2 separate regions of the Homo sapiens genome follow, and region 2 is linked to region 1. A link is a contact called in ENCODE Hi-C data. All regions are on one chromosome and are shown on one strand. Each heading gives the region's core, a stretch centred on a gene start or an enhancer-like site at or near the end of the contact. The rest is flanking DNA. Distances are from core to core; before and after follow the strand shown.

The links. Hi-C counts contacts between places; a loop is a spot of excess contacts on that map. Pooled maps may share reads with other maps.
Region 2: a loop to region 1 is called in a pooled map, with 13 times the contacts of the local background. The contact joins the promoter of SYT11 here to the promoter of MUC1 in region 1. A Hi-C loop is called at or near these places in 11 of 50 pooled maps.

Annotation. Positions count from the first base shown.
Region 1 is chr1:155,191,659-155,195,109 of GRCh38, forward strand. MUC1 (mucin 1, cell surface associated) reads right to left here and starts at 1,251. Exons shown (of 12, transcript NM_001371720.2): 1 at 1,128-1,251; 2 at 1-652. The coding sequence starts at 1,185. THBS3-AS1 (THBS3 antisense RNA 1) reads left to right here and starts at 3,339. Exons shown (of 6, transcript NR_183238.1): 1 at 3,339-3,451. RefSeq lists a silencer at 3,022-3,351.
Region 2 is chr1:155,856,965-155,860,906 of GRCh38, forward strand. It overlaps SYT11 (synaptotagmin 11), which reads left to right and starts at 2,603. Exons shown (of 4, transcript NM_152280.5): 1 at 2,603-2,831. The coding sequence starts at 2,798. GON4L (gon-4 like) reads right to left here and starts at 250. Exons shown (of 32, transcript NM_001282860.2): 1 at 183-250. RefSeq lists enhancers at 130-329, 616-1,203, 2,444-2,553, 2,744-2,843.

The DNA of each region.
Region 1 (3,451 bases), core at 1-2,500:
GGGACCGACCTGGTGTCCGGGGCCGAGGTGACACCGTGGGCTGCGGGCGCGGTGGAGCCCGGGGCGGACCTGGTGTCCGGGGCCGAGGTGACACCGTGGGCTGGGGGGGCGGTGGAGCCCGGGGCGGGCCTGGTGTCCGGGGCCGAGGTGACACCGTGGGCTGGGGGGGCGGTGGAGCCCGGGGCCGGCCTGGTGTCCGGGGCCGAGGTGACACCGTGGGCTTGGGGGGCGGTGGAGCCCGGGGCCGGCCTGGTGTCCGGGGCCGAGGTGACACCGTGGGCTGGGGGGGCGGTGGAGCCCGGGGCTGGCTTGTTGTCCGGGGCTGAGGTGACATCGTGGGCTGGCGGGGTGGTGGAGCCCAGGGCTGGCCTGGTGACTGGGACCGAGGTGACATCCTGTCCCCAGGTGGCAGCTGAACCTGAAGCTGGTTCCGTGGCCGGGGCCAGAGTGACATCCTGTCCCTGAGTGGTGGAGGAGCCTGAACCGGGGCTGTGGCTGGAGAGTACGCTGCTGGTCATACTCACAGCATTCTTCTCAGTAGAGCTGGGCACTGAACTTCTCTGGGTAGCCGAAGTCTCCTTTTCTCCACCTGGGGTAGAGCTTGCATGACCAGAACCCGTAACAACTGTTGCGGGTTTAGGGGCTGTGGTAGCTGTAAGAAGTTAAAGTCATAGGGTTGGGTCTTTATGAAGGAAAAATAAGAGCAAGAAGAAAATATAAGCTCTGGCCACCAGAGAAATAATACCAGGAGGACTGGGGAGTGGGCAGCCTCAGTAACCCCTGGGTTGGCCGCCTCCTTCCCTGCAGCAGCCTCCTTCTCTCTGCCCATAGGCCTTGGCTCATGGCCCCTGCATTTCTTCCCCTCTTAAGCCTTCCCTCTCCCTACTCTCTTCCCCCTAGACTTCTCTACAGGACATTTGCTTGCCCCTGGTACCCACTCTCAGGGTTGGGGGCAACTCTTCTCAGCCTGTCCTTAGCCTCTCCCTCCTTCTGGCACAGACAGGGCAGCCTCTGTCTGCAATTCTTACCTTAACTTCATGGTGCCATCTGCCAGGGAGCAAAACCCACAGAAAGACCACGAAGACCACCTAAGCAGGGCAGCCCACTCCCCACCTCGTGCCCCTCACCTGTAAGCACTGTGAGGAGCAGCAGCAGGAAGAAAGGAGACTGGGTGCCCGGTGTCATGGTGGTGGTGAAATGGGTGGGGAGGGGGCAGAACAGATTCAGGCAGGCGCTGGCTGCTTGAGAGGTGGAGCGGGCACAGGCGCCTACCGCTTTATACCGGTCCCCCCACTCCCCGCCCGCCCGCCCTAGGCACAGCCGGAGCAGGTGACAGGTGACAAAACCCCGCCCCCTCCCCTACCTCCTACCTCTTCCTCCTCCTCCCCAACCATTCCTGGGTAGGGTACAAGGGCTCTAATCGCTCAACCCCCTGACTACCCGTTTGTTCTCCAGCTGGCCTCCCCCTTTCACCAACCACTCCCTGGCTCCGGGGGAGGGGGGAGGGGCAGTCTGGAACTTGGGGCCCCTGGGCTCTAGTTTTAGCCTCAGGGCAACAACTAACGTGGGGATGGGGAACAAAGCCAGCTAGGTCGAGGTCCTGTACAGCAAGGTCGGGAAGCCCACCCCTAGGTCTCCCACTCCACTTCCCCGCCCTCCCCGGGTCCACTGAAGCAGAGCGGGGCCGAGAAATAAGAGGGCTGGATAATGAGTGGACTAGGTGCTAGTTTTGGGCTCCCTCCCCCCACCACTTCCCGGAATAGCCCCACCCTTCTAACCGCTCCCTGTCCCGTTCCACACGCAGTTCTACCCTGAAACCCACAGTCCCCGCCCCAGCCGGACTTTCCAGCAGCCTGGGTTCCCTCCTTGGAGAAAGCCAAGGAGGGAGTGGGGGAAGAAATTTCCACTTAAGGGAGTAAACCTGGGCTCCGATGAACCCTAGGGTCCTTCCTTGCCACTCTCCACCACTGGCCAGGAGCTCCTCCCGCCCTCTAGTGGTCACCGGGAGCCTTGCGGGGCTGGGCCGCGCAAGCTGAGGGGCCGCTCGGACCGGGCGGAGAGGAGTAAGGGCAGCGCTGCCTAAGTGAGGCAGCGAGAGCCCGCGAGAGGGAAGCAGGGCCCGGGAGAGAAGGGTCACTGCCGTGGCCAGGGAGGGAGGAACGCACAGCATGGTGGACGGCTGGGAGCTTTAGGAGGGGGCACTCCGGGACGCGTGGTGGTGGCGTCTGGAGGAAATGGAGCTAAGCGGGTGGGGTCCTGAGGTATGTGGAAGGGGCACCGAGGTATGTGGGAGAGGACGTTGGAACGTGGGCGGGGGAGTTGGACACGTTCTGTGTGGGCCGTTATGTACTTAAGAGGCAGATCGGGCGTGGCACGGTGGCTCACGCCCGTAATCCCAACACTTTGGAAGGCCGAGGCGAGTGGATCACAAGGTCAGGGGTTCAAGACCAGCCTGGCCAAGATGGTGAAACCTCGTCTCTACTAAAAACTACAAAAATTAGCCGAGCGTGGTGGCGGGCGCTGTAACCCCAGCTACTCAGGAGGCTGAGGCAGGAGAATCGCTTGAACCCGGGAGGCGGAGGTTGCAGTGAGCCGAGATCGCGCCATTGCACTCCAGCCTGGGCGACAGAGCAAGACTCCGTCTCAAAACAAAAAAGGGGGGGGCAGAGAGTAGGTGGGGTGACAGAATGGGATTTACGGACACAGAACTATCCTTTGGGGAGCAGAGTGGTATTGGGGACAGGTAGGCACGTAGCGGGGGGCAAAAGCACACGTGAGGTGCGTAATGCGCGACAGCCAAGAGGTGTGTGCGGCAGCAGTGCACGAGGGGAGGAAGCTATCCCAGGCCGCGGCAGCACGTGGAACTTGGGTCCCGCAGTCGCAGGCTGCGCTCTAGGCCGACGGAAGCAGTTCCGCCTGTATTCAGAAAACAGTTCTCAGCCCCAAAGACACAGGTTGGAAAGAACACTTTAAAAACACTTCGGCGAGGCACGGGATTGGAGCGCATCAGATCAGCAGGCGAGAGACCACAGCTCTCGCCCGCGCGCCGCGCGGCGCCCGAGGCGCAGCTTTGTGTGCGGCGAGACCCTGGGGCAGGCGCTGGGCGGGGTGGGGACATCTGACGTCAGCGCGCCCGGGAGCGCGGGCCGGGGAGGCGGGGAGCCCCCCAACTCGCAGGCCGGAGAAAACACGAGTAGCTAGGTGGGCGGCCCCAAACCTCAACTCCCGGCATTGCCAAGCAACAGCCATTCAGTTCGGTTGCTGGGACACGCGTCACCATGGCGACGGCTCCGCGCCGCGCAGTCTGAGTACTTAAAGAGCAAGCGCGCGCAACGCCCGGGCGTCGGAAAGCGGCCTTCTGGGACTCCGCAAACTCCCGTTCTCCCTCCCCCCTCCCCCTTGCCATTCCCTTTGCCTTCCGGGCGCCAAGTCTCTCTGGCCTCCAAGGTGA
Region 2 (3,942 bases), core at 1,353-3,852, 670 kb after region 1:
CTTCCACCTCGGTGCCCAGGGCTGGCTCCAGTCCCCATTCCCAACTAGACACTGGACTTCACGCCCTTAACTTCCGCCACGCACCCAGCGCCCACCCTCAGACCCGACCTTCTCAACCTGGACATCGTTCGTCCAGGTGTCCCAGCTCCCACCTGCCTCTTCCCACCCCACCACACACAAACCTGTACCCTCACCAGCCGGCCTGATTCCACGGAAACGGCTTTGGCACCACCGGAAGTCAGCCAACAACAGCGAATTGCGTGCGCGTCCCCGAGCCTCGGAGCGCCGCGCCGCAGTGCATCAAGGAGCATGCGCCTAACACTATGCGCCATCCCATTTTAGGGCAGAGTGAAGCCACAACGTTAGTGCGTCAGTTATTGGCAAAAAAATTTAAAGGCACTACTTAGCTTTCTCTGCCCATGGAGTTATCCTACTCAAAACTGAGGTTAAGATTCAGTGGTTTAGATTAACAGCTAATTTGGGGGCCAGGCGCGGTGGCTCACGCCTGTAATCCCGGCACCTTGGGAGACGGAGGCGGGCGGATTACCTGAGGTCGGGAGTTCGAGATCACCCTGGCTAACATGGTGAAACCCCGTCTCTACTAAATATACAAAATTAGCTGGGCGTGGTGGCGCACGCCTGTAATCCCAGCTACTCCGGAGGCTGAGGCAGGAGAATCGCTTGAACCCGGGAGACGGAGGTGGCAGTGAGCCGGCATCGTGCCACTGCACTCCAACCTGAGCGACAGTGAGACTCTGTATCAAAAAAAAAAAAAGATTAACAACTAATTTTTCTCACTACGAGTCACCTGGAACACAGGACCAAGGGACTGAAGAAGTCATAAAATGCCAGAAAAAGAAGTCTCTAAATTACAAATAGTGCAGGCTCCTGATTAAAACTAAGGCACTCTTGGACTCAGGCTATAGTAATTATTCATATATGTACAATATTCTGCATTTTACAAAATGCTCTCACATTTTCTTAGGTGACTTGGTCTCCACAATAGACTGTAAGATTATTATATCATATTCCAGTTTGCACAGGACAAAGTTCTGGCTCATCTGAGTAGGTGATTTCACAACGGTACACAGACAGCTATCAAGGAGAATCAGGTATTAAGTCTCCTAACTCTAGCTAATAATGCATTGACCCAGTGTCCAGGAGGCTGCCTGGGGTGTAACAGATGTTCAATAATTCAATACGTGCTTTTTGAATGAGCGAATGAATGAATGACTTCTAAAATGATGTTATTTCCACTTTTCTAGAAAAACAATGTCTGGAATCCACGGAGATTAAAAAAATAATAAAAAACAGAATGTCAAAAGGTGGAAAAATACTTTCAACCCCCTCATTTTACAGGTAAACCACCAACACAAATTTATACATTTGAACTAATCCTATCTGTAAACAGAATCCAACGGATGAAATTATCCACAGCCAAAATGAAGGTTGAAATTTATGCAAACATGGCAGTAGTCTGACTAACCTGAATCACACCAACTCTCCCAAATACCAAGGAAGACTCCAGAAGCTCGGAGTTTCATGTGTGTTGTTCTTTGACCTACAGAATACACAGATCTTTCGGTTTGGCCTCTCTCATACGAAACCCTAAGCACTTGAGGTTCATGAAAAAAATTCAACACTGATTAACTTTGGCACTTTTCATTAGTTGTTTTTTTTTTTTTTTTTAAACAGCTTTGCATACCACAATATCCATCTGTTTTACGTGTACAACCAAATTTTTTTTTTTTTTTTTTTTTCAGACGGAGTCTTGTTCTGTTGCCCAGGCTGGAGTGCAGTGGCGCGATCTCGGTTCACTGCAACCTCCACCTCCTGGGCTCAAGCGATCCTCGTGTCTCAGCCTCCCAAGTAGCGTGTGCCACCACGCCCGGCTAATCTTTGTATTTTTAGTAGAGATGGGGGTTTCACCATGCTGGCCAGGCTGGTCTCGAACTCCTGACCTCAAGTGATCTGCCCGCCTTGGCCTCCCAAAGGTTTGGGATTACAGGCATGAGCCACCGTGCCCGGCTGTTTTTTTAAAATTAGTAAATGTTCAGAGTTGTGCAACCATCCCCAGGTTTGGTCTTTCATCAGAGTTTCTGAGGTTTAAGACAGTTTCCATCCACTGTGAAATATAAGCCAAAAAAAAAAGTTCTGTAATAACCTTTAGCGGTCTCAGAAATGCATAATGATGGCAGTCGATACTGAAATCCAGGCAGTACAGAATTTTATTTTCCCAAAATTCTGGAACTCAGGACCGAGAACATTTTGCTGCTGTATTAAAGCCCAGAAAACTGAAATCAGAGGATTTCATATAATAATCTACCTATGCTTCTTACCCTTCAGTACTTTCTCGTTTTGGAACCACAGCGCGTCAGTGGGCGCGGCCTCATTCTCGGGAAAACTCGGCGGTGGGAGGAGTCCCCTCCGGGAGAGCTTCCTGAAGGGGGCGAGGGCTGACTTCCGTAATCTTTCGGAAGAGGCGGAGTCTTCTTCCGAGGACCATTCGGAAGAGGCGGAGTCTTCTTCCGAGGACCATTCGGAAGAAGGCGGAGCCTACCTCTCATCAGGACCAGTCTGACTGCACCTGCATCCTTAGCTCAGCGCATCCCCGGAGCATCTTAAGAGCTGAGCGCAGCTGACAACTAGGGGCCGGACCGTCGCAGGAGGCGTCCGCTGGATACCTTCCCCCTTCCCTGACCTAGAGCTCTACAGCTGCTGCCTCGGTACTGACCGAGGGTTCCCAGAGCTGTCTCACCATTGCAAAAACGTTATAGCAACAGCCTCTGATTACGACATGGCTGAGATCACCAATATCCGACCTAGCTTTGGTAAGTAGACTCGGGAAAACTAAGCTTGAGGTGGTCAGAATGGTTGCAAGGCCAAGGGGGCCCAGCGGCAGGGCAGAGAATGCAGCCCAGACCAGAGCCTTCAAAATGCCAGCCCCACTAAAATCGGGCCTGTGGTGGTGGGTAGTGGGTAGTGGGCAGTTGACAGTGCATGAACTTGAGCTATGGGCTGCAGGGACTGGCAGGGCCTGAGCCACACCGAGGGTGGGGAAGTCCAGGATGCTAAAACCTTGTATGGTGCACTGTCAGCACTGCTGGAGGTGAGAAACAGCAAGCGTGCGGAGGATGTGAACCCCTCCTTCTGGGGGAGGAGAGGTGGGGTAGGCCAAGCCCTCCCCCTTGGGGCACACAGGGCGGTGCCCCTTCCTCCCCCTCCCATTCCTAAGGGCTGCGGGGGAGGGAAGTGACAAGGGGGATGGGGCATCAAGATGGCAGCTTGGAGACTGTGGGCCGTGTGGCTGGCAGCCAGGGGAGGCGGCGGCCTCTGGGGAAAGAGGGGTGCGGGGTGGGGAGCAAAAAGGAAGCCACTCCTTAAGCCGGTCAGCTGGATGCTGGGGCTAGGAGGAAACGTGAGCCCTGCAAGCTCCATTCCGCATCGTAATGGTGGGGTCCCTCCGATGCTACCAAATGGCGCTTGGCGCTGCTGGGCTGGGGGATGACGTGATGTCTATTTCTGGGCCTCCTGGCAGCGCCGACGCTCTCCTTCCGGGGCCTTTGTTCCCTGTTTCCCTGGGCCGCCTTTTCAAAAAGGGGGACTGACCAGCGTTGATGCTGGCGGGGGCGCGATCCAGGCCGGAGGGGGAGGGGCGAAAGAGGCCCAGCCCGGGGGAGGCCGCTTTGTGTACCGCAGAAAGCATTACGTCATTTCAGAGCGGCTGGTCCCCGACCCAGCCCTGTGGGCTCCAAGATTAGTTTTACACTCTCTGGAGCAGAAAGTGGAGTGGAAAATAGGGAAGAAGGTGGCAAAGACAAGCTTGAGAAGGAAGTTTTTTCCTCTTTGGGGACTCCTGCAGTATATGCTAAAGGAGCAAACTTCCTGTGTTATGCTTTCCTGATCAAATAAATAAAATATAATTGCCCTGCTTCTCCTTGA